2 separate regions of the Homo sapiens genome follow, and region 2 is linked to region 1. A link is a contact called in ENCODE Hi-C or POLR2A ChIA-PET data. All regions are on one chromosome and are shown on one strand. The core of a region is the stretch at or near the end of the contact, and the rest is flanking DNA. Distances in the headings are between cores, read along the strand shown. Region 1 holds the start of ANKFY1 (ankyrin repeat and FYVE domain containing 1). Region 2 holds the start of HASPIN (histone H3 associated protein kinase).

Region 1 (6,017 bases), core at 2,480-4,979:
ATACTGGGTGTTATTAGCCCTTCTTCACAGGTGAGGAAACCAGAGCTCACAGAGCGTGGATGTGTTGAGACCGGTGCTTGACCCAATTCATCGGACTAGCACTGGAGGTGTCCTCCTCTTCCTGCCCTGCCATGATACCGCACTGCCTCCTGAGTCTGTTCCCCTGTGCTCTTGAAGCTACGGTAGACAGCATTTATTCCCTTCCTGTTCTTCATGTTCCTTGTCTGAGACAGCACCACACTAAGTCCCTCTGAATCTGACTGCAAAACCTGAAGTGGGTCTAAAATGGACCATGCTCCAGTGCTCAGCTTTTTCAAGACGTCTGTATTTCTGGTTATAGCTAATGTTATAGCTCCATCCAAACCTGGTGGGTGCTGTAGTTTACTGAGTACTATGAGTGCTTTATTTCATAGGCTTTACTACCTTCTCTCTAACTCAGGGGTTACAGGTCAGTAAGAGTCCCCTCAAAAGACAAGGGCTGGCCGGGCGTGGTGGCTCACGCCTGTAATCCCAGCACTTTGGGAGGCCGAAGTGGGTGGGTCACGAGGTCAGGAGTTCGAGACCAGCCTGGCCAATATGGTGAAACCCCCGTCTCTACTAAGAATAAACAATTAGCTGGGCGTGGTGGCGTGTGCCTGTAATCCCAGCTACTCGGGAGGCTGAGGCAGGAGAATCGCTTGGGCCCGGGAGGCGGAGGTTGCAGTGGACCAAGATCGCACCACTGCACTCCAGCCTGGGCAACAGAGCAAGACTCCATCTCAAAAAAAAAAACCAAAAAAAAAAACAACAAAAAAAACCAGACAAGGGCCCAGGGATACCGTTAAGTCATTTCTAAGATGGGTACTTTATCCTCTGGTAGAGGGCTCCTTAGAGCGAGGTTGTGATGAGGAGGCAGTCAAGCCCCCGAGTTGATCAATCCCTTCAGGCGAGTTGTTCTTTGATCATGGCCATCCAGTCCAAGCACACTGAAACGGCACACATTTGTGTGCTACTCAAACGGAGAGGGTCTCTGGTTTTCATCAAATTCTCAAAGGGGGTCATGGCCCTCCAAATCTTTAGGAACCATGGATTCTAGTCCAAGTTCTTCGTCAAATAGGTAGAATCTGAGATGCAGCATAAGGCTTGCAAGGACTTGCCCATCATCAACACAGCAAGTAGCTGCAGAGCCAAACTTGAACTCAGGTCTCTTAATTCCCAGAATAGCACACAGTGGAAACACCTCATCAAACATTTTGAGTGCCTGCTATATTCCAGACCCTAGGCTGGTGCTGCTGAGGTAACGATAGTCATCATGCAAAATCGGGAGTCAGCTGTGACAGTACTTTACAACAACTTTCATGTTGCTTTTACGTTATGGCCCAGGCAATATTCGCAGGGTACTCCACCATAAAAAGATGAGGCTGCTTGCATCCAGAGGAGCCTGGCCTGCCTGGCCACTCTGAAGGCCCCAAAGACTCACCATTGGGCACCCCTATAAACCATTCTCAACAGACAGGGACGCTTTAAGCGATGGCCTTCCCATGGTAGGGAAAGTTCTCCCCTACCATCTTCGTGCCTTTCGTCTCCTGCCACAACAAAAAGGCTTACACGTTTCAACACCGTCTCTCATCTCCCAGGTACCTGGCAGCCAGAATTCCTACTCTTCCTCAAAAATTCAGTGCTTGACTCTATGTTCCCACGATCTAAGCTCCAAATTCCTCCTCCACTCCACCTCACTACCCACTAATGCTTATCCTTAACAGCACCTAAAGCTTCTCCAACTTTAAATCCTCCTTTTCGTTTCTGACACTCTTATTCTGTTCTCAGATTCTTCTTTTTAAATTTCTTTTCTTTTTCTTATTTAATTTTAGAGACAGAGTCTTGCTCTGTCACCCAGGCTGCAGTGCAGCGGCAGGATAGAGCTCACTGCAGTCCCAAACTCCTGGACTCAAGCAATTCTCCAGCCTCAGCCTCAGCCTCCCAAGTAGCGACAACTAAAAGCCTGCACCACCAGGTATAGCTAATTCAGATCCTTCCTTCCAACCTTTTGTCTCTTACTCCTGGCTGTCCTCCAAGGCCACCACTTTCCCTGCAATCCTGAACTATTGATGCATTCTTTTGATTCTCCCTTGAGTAAAAGTCTTTTTTGAAAGGTCTCATGCTGGGCCGGGCATGGTGGCTCATGCTTGTAATTTCAGTACTTTGCGAGGTTGGGGTGGGAGGACTGCTTGAGACTAGGAGTTCAAGACCAACCTGGCCAACAGAGACTCCATCTCTGAAAAAAAAAAAAAACAAAAAACAAGAAAGGTCTCATGCTATTCAGCTATGTTACTGTTTAGCCCTCCATTTTGCAATTGTCTTAACTAATCGTATAGTCCTCCCCACATTCACCAAAGATTTTAGCTCCTGATGCTCCTTTCCTTTCCTACCTCTAAATCCCAACATCTAATTTTCCTGCCTTCTCACTTCCACTTCAGCCACTCTATTCCGTGGCTCTGTCCTGGACTTTTTTTTTTTTTTTTTGAGACAGAGTCTCACTCTGTTGCCCAGGCTGGAGTGCAGTGGCACAATCTTGGCTCACTGCAACCTCTGCCTCCCGGGTTCAAGCGATTCTACTGCCCCAGCCTCCCGAGTAGCTGGGATTACAGGCATGCACCACCACGCCCGGCTAATTTCTGTATTTTTAGTAGAGACGGGGTTTCACCATGTTGGCCAGGCTGGTCTTGAGCTCTAGACTTCAGGTGATTCACCCTCCTCGGCCTCCCAAAGTGCTGGGATTACAGGCGTGAGCCACCACGCCCGGCCTGTCCTGGACTTTTCTCATCTCCTAGTGCTACTTCACTATGAACCTGTTTGCCACTTTAACCACCAAGCTCTCACAACATTGCCTGCACTGCACTGGCCTTCAATTATCAGAGACCTGCAGTTTCGTGGCTCCTCCATCAGTCCCTAGCCAGTCTGTATCCCACGTTTGATGGCCTGGGCTGTCGTCTCATAGCACCCTCAATTTATTTTGGGCAATGCAATCCCAAGCCCTGGATAAATGCTATAATTCAAAATATCTGCTACTGCAGCCTGGTGGCTGAGTTCTAGAAAAAAGTGATCCATCAACACATACATGAGGCACATGAAACCAGGCCTTCCAACTTCAGCGTCCTCTTCCAAAGTTTCTTTGCTCTTCTTGGTCTCCTTCCTTGTCTCATAACTTCACCCATAAAATCGATGTCATCAAACGATCTCCCTGATTTTCTTCCCCCCTATATATCTGCACGCATGTTCTTGTTTCCTACCGTTTTAGTGGAATAACAGGTGACCTGCCTCTAGTCTAAATTTAATCCGTTTTCCTGAGTTCTGCATCGCATGCAGAGCATCCTACCTCCCCAGGGACCTCTCCACTGACTCCTTTCTCCCAGCCTCTCCTTTCTTTACAAACCTAAGGACCAACAAACCCCCTCTCTCGACCCTCTCATTGCCAAGCTTCTCCAGAGTAGTCTGCATTCGTTGTGTCATCCTTTTCGGTGCCCTGCCAAGGACGTGGAATATGACAGGGCTCAGTCAGTGCTTAATAAATCTCGAGCCTCAAAAATACCCGGTAAAAAGAAACCCGGCTCTCCGCTTCCCCCAGAGTCCAGCAACCCCCTCCGCTTTCATTCACCCACTTTCCTACCCTCGGCTCCGCCTTTTGCCGCGCCTCCCGCGATTCTCGCGAGACTTGGTGATTCCGTTCCGCACCGCCCCGGTTGAGCCGCGCACTTCTCGCGAGGTTGCAGGCAGTGCCGGGCCAGACATGGCGGAAGGTAGGGTTTTTTTGTGGAGCCGCGCGGGAAGACACGGAGCTGTGGGGGCGCTGCTGGCCGTGCGAAGCTGCCGTGGGAGGGGAAGGCCGGGCGTGGTTGCATGGGGGCTCCGCGGGTCTCGCGAGCCTTCCTGTCTAGCCTCTCCGGAGCTTCTCGGGCCGGGGTCCGGAGCGCGGTTCCTATGACAACGTCCCTCCCGCGATGCCGACCCCGCGGGACTGCGGCCGGCTGCGGAGCCGGGCTGGCAGGTCCCGCGCCGGTGCTGCGTGCAGCCGCGGGGCCCCGAGGGCAGCACGGGAGGCTCTTGATTGCCGGCGGTGCCGGGACGCCGGGGGAAGTAAGCCTTCTCCTTAGGAAATCGAAACTGCTGTCCTGGCACGTTCTGCATCCGGAAGGGGTCCATCCCTCGCTTGCGGAAGAGCGTGGGTCTCCTCGGGCTGGGTTGGGGTGAGGTGGGGTGGGGTGGGGGCGAGGCAGCAGCGAGCTGGCCCACGCTTCAGGCGGGCGCACTGGCGGCTCCGGCTCTGCTGCAACCCCAGCCTTCAGGCCAGGCGTACAGATGAAGACGGGAGGAAGGGGTTTGCGGGAAGGGAGTTGGCCAAGGTCACACTGCTCACAAGAGGGCTGCTCAAACCAGACCTCTGTGCCTTTGCCTCCCCGTCCAGTGCCTACCCTCTGGTCTCGTGCACTTTTCATGACATTGCAGCTTAAGGCACTCTGGTCTCTCAGAGTCTGCCTGTCTTAATGTAGCAGTAATTAGAAGCCTTCATTGTCAAAGCCTTATTGTACACGTAGGGGGAAAGAAGGCCCAGAGACGGGGAGTTACCTGTCAGGAATCGTGCAGGGACATTGTTGGATCTGGGCAGCCTGGTTCTCCTCTTCACCCCATTATTGGAGAACAGTATTCCTTATTTGACCTTTGTTTATTGAGTGACTGCAGTGTGCTTGGCCACGACCTTTCCTGTTGGTTTTGAGCTTTGACTGAACCCATCACTTGATGGATCTTAGATTTGGGCAGCACCTGACAGTTGGTCGGCTTTTCTCATTTGCATTAGACTTCAGATAACCTCGTGAAGGAGGCCTGGCGTGTGTATTTGCCTTTATTGATAAAGGAATTTAGGCAAAGTTACAGAGATAGCTGTGACTGACACCCAGTTGGTTTTGGGGGGTGTGTGTGTGTGTTTTGAGATAGGGTCTCGCTCTGTCCCACCGGCTGGAGTACAGTGGCGCGGTCACGGCTCACTGTAGCTTCAGTCTCCTGGGCTCAAGCGATCCTTCTGCCTCAGCCTCCTGAGTAGCTGGGACCAGGGGCGCTCGCCACCACACCCGGCTAATTAAAAAGGGGTGTGTGTGTGTGTAGACAAGGTCTTGGCCCCGTGTGGTGGCTCGCGCTAGTAATTTCAGCACTTTGGGAGGCCGAGGTGGGAGGATCGCTTGAGGCCAGGAGTTCAAGAGCAGCCTGGGCAACATGGCGAAACCTCGTATCTACAAAAAATACGAAAGTTAGCCAGGTGTGGTGGCACGTGTCTGTAATTCCAGGTACTCGGGAGGATGAGGCACAAGAATCGCTTGAACCCGGAAAACGGAGGTTACAGTGAGCTGAGATCGTGCTACTGCACTCCAGCCTGGAGTGAATGGAGTGATGGCGGGTGCCTGTGGTCCTCGCAGTAATACTAGGGAGGTGGGAGGATCATTTGAATCCGGGAGGCGGAGGTTGCAGTGAACTGCACCAGCCTGGGCGACAGAGTAAGATCCTGTCTTAAAAAAGAGAGAGACTAGGTCACACTATGTCACCCAGGCTGGTCTCCCAACTCTTGGGCTCAAGCAATCCATCCGCTTTGGCCTCTCTAAGTGCTGGGGTTGCAGGTATGAGCCATCGCGCCCGGCAGGCACCCAGTTTTTGTCTTTACTTTTTCTACCATATCCCTGGAGGGGGAAACTTTAGGTGAATATTGCCTGAAGGCAGAGGAGTAAGAAAAGGAGCAAAAACCCAAGGGATTCCCTGAAGTTGCTTTTTGAGTAAATCACGGAATGTTGTACACAGCAGACAGCTGTTGCTCACAGGAGTGAGGCGGGTAGAAAGGTTCAGGAAGGTCTTCTGTGAGGTAAGGGGTAGTCTGGCGCTTTTGCACTTAGGAAGGTAAGTTCGGTGTTTTGGGAATACATTAGCAAGGTTGAGATTGTGGAGGGCTGCTGGTTTTTCATTCAGCAGCTTTACTGAGCACCTGCTGTGCTTTGCAG
Region 2 (6,017 bases), core at 646-3,145, 540 kb after region 1:
GAAGACAACTTGGTTCGCATTTGCTCTAAGTCAATCCCTCCAAACTCAAATTCCAGCACAATGAAGAGCTGGTCGTCTTTAAAAAAATCAGGCCGGTCATTTGCAGAGCCTTTGGTTGAATTATAGTGATCCCAGGCTTTGAGGAGCAAGGGAGGGTAAGATCCCTGGACACAGTGCACTGAGTTCAGCCCGATAAAGCCTTCTGTGCGGTTGCACACTTCACCGGATAAGAGGCTCAACTCTTTGGAGATGATGATCTCTGGCAGGATTTCCTCAAAGGTTTTCTGATGGGATCCATTGACTAAATCTGGTCCTTCAATAGCAATGATTTTTATGGCTACGGGTGTGTGATCAGCAATTGTTTGAAACACTTCGCCAAACACCCCTTCCCCAATCTTCTCACAGCGTTGCAGTTTTTCTGTGGGAAGGCAATGGCTAAAGGGGACAGGACCCTTCTGACTGCATTCCCCATAAACCTTTTCAGCATCAGATGCCTTTTTGTTTGAAATACTTAGAGTGTTTAAGGGGCTTAGCAAATACATAGAGGAGGAGTGCCAAGAGGACGGAGCACCACTTGTTCTGTTCATGACAGGCCGGTTTGAACATTCTGATAGGAGGGATCCAGAGAGAGAAGTGGCAGTGGTATAGATGCTGCAGACCTCTGACACATCAGTCACAATTTTCTTCTTGTGGAAACTGAAGGAAGCCCTGGTTTTGGTCCAAAAGCAGACATTCTGTAAAGGAGTCAGGTCCTGGGTGGGGAACGAATCTTTTCCCAGCTTTTGGCCCTTTTTAAAGCGGTGGGAATGGAGGAGAGAGGTTTCCGTTGCCTCCTGATGTTTGCTCTTCCGGCTTGATCTAGTTCTCTCCAGCCTGTCTATTCCCCTTGGCACAATGCGGCCCTTGGGAACACTGGCCTCCTGATGCTCTCTCCGGACGGCCTCTTGAAGCCCTCTCTCTTGACAAGAGTCCTGGCCTGTGGCCCTCCTCTTGCCTGTGCTTGACAGACCTGGACCCTCTGGTCCATTTCCCACCACCAGTTTCCTTTTACAGCAGGACTCTCTCATATTCTTCCCATCTGCCCGAAACTCAGAATCCTCAGGGGTTCCTGAGTTCATAAGGCCAAAGAGAACTGACCTGAGGCTGGCGCGGGTTTGGTGGACCATCCTGGTGTCCTTGGCTCCTCCTGTCGCTTCCTCCTGGGAGCAGGGGAGAGATGCTCGGTCCAGGGAGACTTCTGGGAGGTGGAGGCCGCTCGGGACGGCTGAGGCTGCAACCAGACAGGCGGAGGTGCCGATCGAGATGACACTGTCCCTTGGCGTTGGGGACCCGGGGCAGGGCGAGGCCAGAGAGCTGAACAGGGAGGCACTGATGCCCAGCTCGTCGCCGTCCCTGGGCTGGCCGCACACGCTGAGGTCCGGGCTGAGGCGGCCGGAGTCGCGGCTGGGGAAGGGCGGAAGTCGGAGCGGGCCGCAGGGTGTGCTGCACTTCTGCGGGGGCCGAGCTCGCAGCCCCAGGCGTCTTGGGGTCACGGTTAGGCTTGGGCGAGCTCGCAGCTTCCAGCGCTTTGGGGTCACGGTCAGGCTGGGCCGGTCCTTGGGCACTCGGCCGCCGGGACGCCTCCGCCGCCGCCTCACCGGGCTGCCGGGGAAGTCGGGGTCGTCGGGATCGTCAGGATCGTCGGACTGCGAGGGGTCGCCGATGCTGGCGTCGCTGCTGCCGCTGCTGTTGAAGAAACGCCTCCGGTCCTGCGGCGGGAACCACTGCGCGGCTTCCCGGCCCGGCCGCCGCTGTCTCCTGCCGTCCGCAGCCCCATATGTGCGGAAAAGCCGGCTCCCAGGTCCCGGGAGCGAAGCCGCCATGGCCGGCACCCGCCAAGAGGTTCAAACGCAAACATCGCGAGACTTCCGTGCGACGCGGACGCGCCCGCCTGCCGCGGGGTCCTAGCTCCCGGCCCTGCGCATGCGCACCTCGCCAGGGCCGGGGCCGGGACGGGACGGAAAACTGGCGGCTTGGTTTGTTCAGCGCGTCGCGGTCATGGCTCTCGTTTCAGGCCTCCACGGTGTGCACCTGGAGTCAGGAGCGCGCTTGTGCGTACAGTTCGGTTCAGGTAAGCGCGGCCGTCCCGAGAGGCCAGGGGAGGGCGGAGGGCCTGAAGCGGGTAACGAGAGGCCAGGAGACTGTTTTTCCTGGGTTACCCCTGCCGGCCAGTGCCGGGGGCTGCCAGGCCCTCCCTAGCTTCGTCCCTGGGTCTCAATTGCTCCCGCTGGAGCTTCGCTTGGGCCGAGGTGAGCGCTGAAATTGCTCACACCCTCTATTCTGGGACCTTACGATGCTCTGTGTCCGAAGTGTTAAAAAGATTTCAGACTTTCCGCACGGAAAGGAATTGTGTTCACTAGACCTCGCTTTTCCAGCATGTGGAAGAATGGCATTCAGTGAGCTGTGTCATCGCTTCAGATAAAGAAAATGTCACCGTGGCTGCAGAGATCTCCTGGGATCACTCTGAGGAGGTGTTTGAGACTGAAATGCTCCAGATTTGATTATCCAGTTGCTCACGGGCATCGCCCCTAGAAGAGATAATAGCATCTTTGCATAACATGTCCATGTCCAAAATAGATCTTTTGGTGCAAAAAACCAACCCTCTGTCCCAACCCGTTCCTTAGCTACCCTCAGGAGGGAGATATACTCCAGTTACAGTACAAGGAACTCGAGGGATTACCTGTGACTCCTCTTTCCTACATCCCCACGTCTATTCCAGCAGCAAGCCCTGCCATTTCAGGGCCAAAATATATCCTAAACCCATTCACTTCTCTCCATTTCCACTGCCGTTGTAATTCAAGCTACCCTTTCTTGCCAGGGCTGTTGCAATAACCTTCGGCCTGCCTTTCTTGCCTCTGCTTTTCCCACATTCTTTACAAATAATTCCCACGTAACAGCTATCCGTCTTCTAAGAGCAGACATTAGATTGTGCCATTCCCCTGCTTATTAAAAATAACAAACAAACAAAACTGATGCTTGAGCACACTTAGACTAAAATCCATACTTTTTTCATGGCCAGAGCAAGGCAGTACTTGATCTGGTCTCTGCTTAATTCTTCAACTTCATCTCCTAGTACTCGCCTTTCTCTCCCACTGCCCCTTTTATAATCGGGTTATTCTGTCCTATTCTTCTAGCTCGCCAGTACAGCATTATTCTGGCCACAAGACTTTGTACTTGCTGTTCCTTTGCTTGACACTGCTCTTCCTCTAGGTCCTGACGTAGGTGGTTTCTTCTTAAATTTAGCTCAGGTGTTCTTTTCTTTTTTTTTTTTTTTTTTTTAGATGGAGTCTTGCTCTGTCACCCGGGCTGGAGTGCAGTGGCACGATCTCTACTCACTGCAACCTCCGCCTCCCGGGTTCAAGTGATTCTCCTGCCTCAGCCTCCCGAGTAGCTGGGATTACAGGCGCCGGCGACCACGCCCAGCTAATTTTTGTATTTTTAGTAGAGAGGGGGTTTCACCATGTTGGCCAGGCTGGTCTCGAACTCCTGACCTCAGGTGATCGCCCGCCTCAGCCTCCCAAAGTGCTGGGATTACAGGCGTGAGCCACCGCACCCGACCTAGGTGTTCTTTTCTTTTCTTTTCTTTCTTTCAAGACGGAGTTTCGCTCTTGTTGTGCAATGGCACGATCTCGGCTCACTGCAACCTCCGCCTCCCGGGTTCAAGCGATTCTCCTGCCTCAGCCTCCCAAGTAGCTGGGATTACAGGTATGCGCCACCATACCCGGCTAATTTTGTATTTTTAGTAGAGATGGGGTTTCTCCATGTTGGTGAGGCTGGTCTTGAACTCCTGACCTCAGGTGATCCGCCCTCCTTGGCCTCCCAAAGTGCTGGGATTACAGGCGTGAGCCACCACGCCCGGCTAATTTTGTATTTTTAGTAGAGATGGGGTTTCATCGTGTTGGTCAGGCTGGTCTTGAACTCCTGACCTCAGATGATCTACCCACCTCAGCCTCCCGAAGTGCTGGGATTACAGGCATGAGCCACCACACCCGGCCACACGTGTTATTTTCTTAGAGAGGCCTTCCCTGATCACTTATTCTAAAGTGGGAACTAGTGATCAAGTGATCAAGTTTAATGTTTTACAGTGATCCAGGTGACATTTGTGAGGTCTCAACTGAAGAAGTAGCAATGGGGGTGGAAAAGAAAGGGACAGATACAAGAAATAATTTAAAAAAAAAGAATTGTGAGTGTGGTGGCTCACATCTGTCATCCCAACACTTTGGGAGGCTGAGGCGGGAGGATTGCTTGAGGCCAGGAGTTCAAGATCAGCCTGGGCAGCATAGTGAAACCCCATTTCTTAAAAATAAATAAATACATAAATTAGCCACGCATGGTGGCTCATGCCTGTAGTCCCAGCTACTTGGGAGGCTGAGGCAGGAGTATCGTTTGAGCCCAGGAATTTGAAGCTTCAGTGAGCTATGATTGAGCCACTCCATTCCGGCCCGAGTAACAGAGTGAGACCTTGTCTCAAAAAAAAAAAAAAAAAAAAAAAAAAAAAGGAAAAATCTCTTACGTTAAATAAAATGAATAAGCTGGGTGTGGTGGCTCATGCCTGTAATCTCAGCACTGTGGGAGGCTAAGGTGGGTGGATTGCTTGAGCCCAGGAGTTTGAGACCAGCCTGGGCAACATGGTAAAACCCCATCTCTACAAAAAATACAAAAATTAGCCCAGTGTGGTGGGGTGCACCTGTGGTCTCAGCTACTCAGGAGACTGAGGTGGGAGGATCACTTGAGCCTGGAAGGTTGAGGCTATAGTGACCCATGATCATGCCATTGCACTCCAGCATGGGTGACAGAGCGAGATCCTGTCTCAAAAATAAGTCAGTCAGTCAAGAACTGACTTTGGATGGCACAAGGGAAAAGAAGTTGAAGAAAAGGCCAGGCGCGGCAGCTCACGCCTGTAATCCCAGCACTTTGGGAGGCCGAGGTGGGTAGATCATCTGAGGTCAGGAGTTCGAGACAAGCCTGGCCAACATGGCAAAACCCCATCTCTACTAAAAATACAAAAATTAGCCTGGCATGGTGGCACATGCCCATAATTCCAGCTACTCGGGAGGCTAAGGCAGGAGAATCGCTTGAACCTGACGGGGTGGAGGTTGCAGTGAGCCGAGATCGCACCACTTCACTCCAGCCTGGGCGAAAGAGCGAAACTCCATCTCAAAAAAAAAAAAAAAGGAAGTTGAAGAATAACTGCAGATGTCTTGTTTGGGTAACTTTATGTAGTGTTGTGTACGTTAGGGCCATTAACTAAGCCCAGGAATACCTTTAAAGGGAAAGGTGGTGAAGGCTGTTCAAACACAGTGAGTTCATGTCTAAAATATGTTTTGTTTCCCTCATTCCTTTCCCCATCTTCTAGTTACTAAAAGATGTAACTGAACTGCAGATCCTTGGTGAAATATCTTTCAACAAATCTCTATATGAGGGACTGAATGCAGAGAACCACAGAACTAAGGTAATTCCTGGCTGGCTTCTGAGTAGTGCCCAAGGAAAATTGTGCCTAACCTTTGAGCACCTCCACAGACATTCTGTTGCCCTCTTCCTGTTTTCAGCCTTAACACTTCTGATCTTGGCTCTGCCATCGCTGCCTTTGTGACCTTTGAGTGAGTCAGCTTCTTATGAAATAAGGCAATTAAGAGGCCTAAGCTGAGGAGTTCTGAGTTGAAATAACTAGGCTGGAATCTGCAGTATATACTTTGATTTGAAAATGGATTGATTAAAAAAAAAAATTTCGCAGCTGGGCGCAGGTGGCTCACGCCTGTAATCCTAGCACTTTGGGAGGCCGAGACAGGTGGATCACCTGAGGTCAGAAGTTCAACACAAGCCTGGCCAACATGGAGAAACCCTGTCTACCAAAAATACAAAAATTAGCCGGACATGATGGTGGGTGCCTGTAATCCCACCTACTTGGGAGGCTGAGGCACGAGAATCGCTTGAATCTGGGAGGCAGAGGTTGCAGTGAGCCGAGATCACACCACTCC

What was found. A loop is a pair of places that touch in the nucleus more often than their neighbours do. ChIA-PET counts read pairs that join two places held with the same protein, here RNA polymerase II (POLR2A). Pooled maps may share reads with other maps.
Region 2: a map of CD8-positive, alpha-beta T cell shows a loop between it and region 1 (16-fold over the local background). The contact joins the promoter of HASPIN here to the promoter of ANKFY1 in region 1. A Hi-C loop is called at or near these places in 1 of 168 maps with a recorded cell type or tissue (CD8-positive, alpha-beta T cell) and 5 of 50 pooled maps. POLR2A ChIA-PET finds 5 or more read pairs at or near these places in 1 of 52 experiments (activated CD8-positive, alpha-beta T cell).

The regions. Positions count from the first base shown.
Region 1 is chr17:4,261,691-4,267,707 of GRCh38, reverse strand. ANKFY1 (ankyrin repeat and FYVE domain containing 1) reads left to right here and starts at 3,729. Exons shown (of 25, transcript NM_001330063.2): 1 at 3,729-3,776. The coding sequence starts at 3,767. RefSeq lists an enhancer at 3,543-3,632 and a silencer at 4,283-4,432.
Region 2 is chr17:3,719,781-3,725,797 of GRCh38, reverse strand. It overlaps HASPIN (histone H3 associated protein kinase), which reads right to left and starts at 1,895. Exons shown (of 1, transcript NM_031965.2): 1 at 1-1,895. The coding sequence starts at 1,862. It overlaps ITGAE (integrin subunit alpha E), which reads left to right. Exons shown (of 31, transcript NM_002208.5): 27 at 2,054-2,110; 28 at 2,415-2,510; 29 at 5,396-5,491. It also overlaps a transcript of P2RX5 not described here. RefSeq lists an enhancer at 1,210-1,965 and a silencer at 1,835-1,994.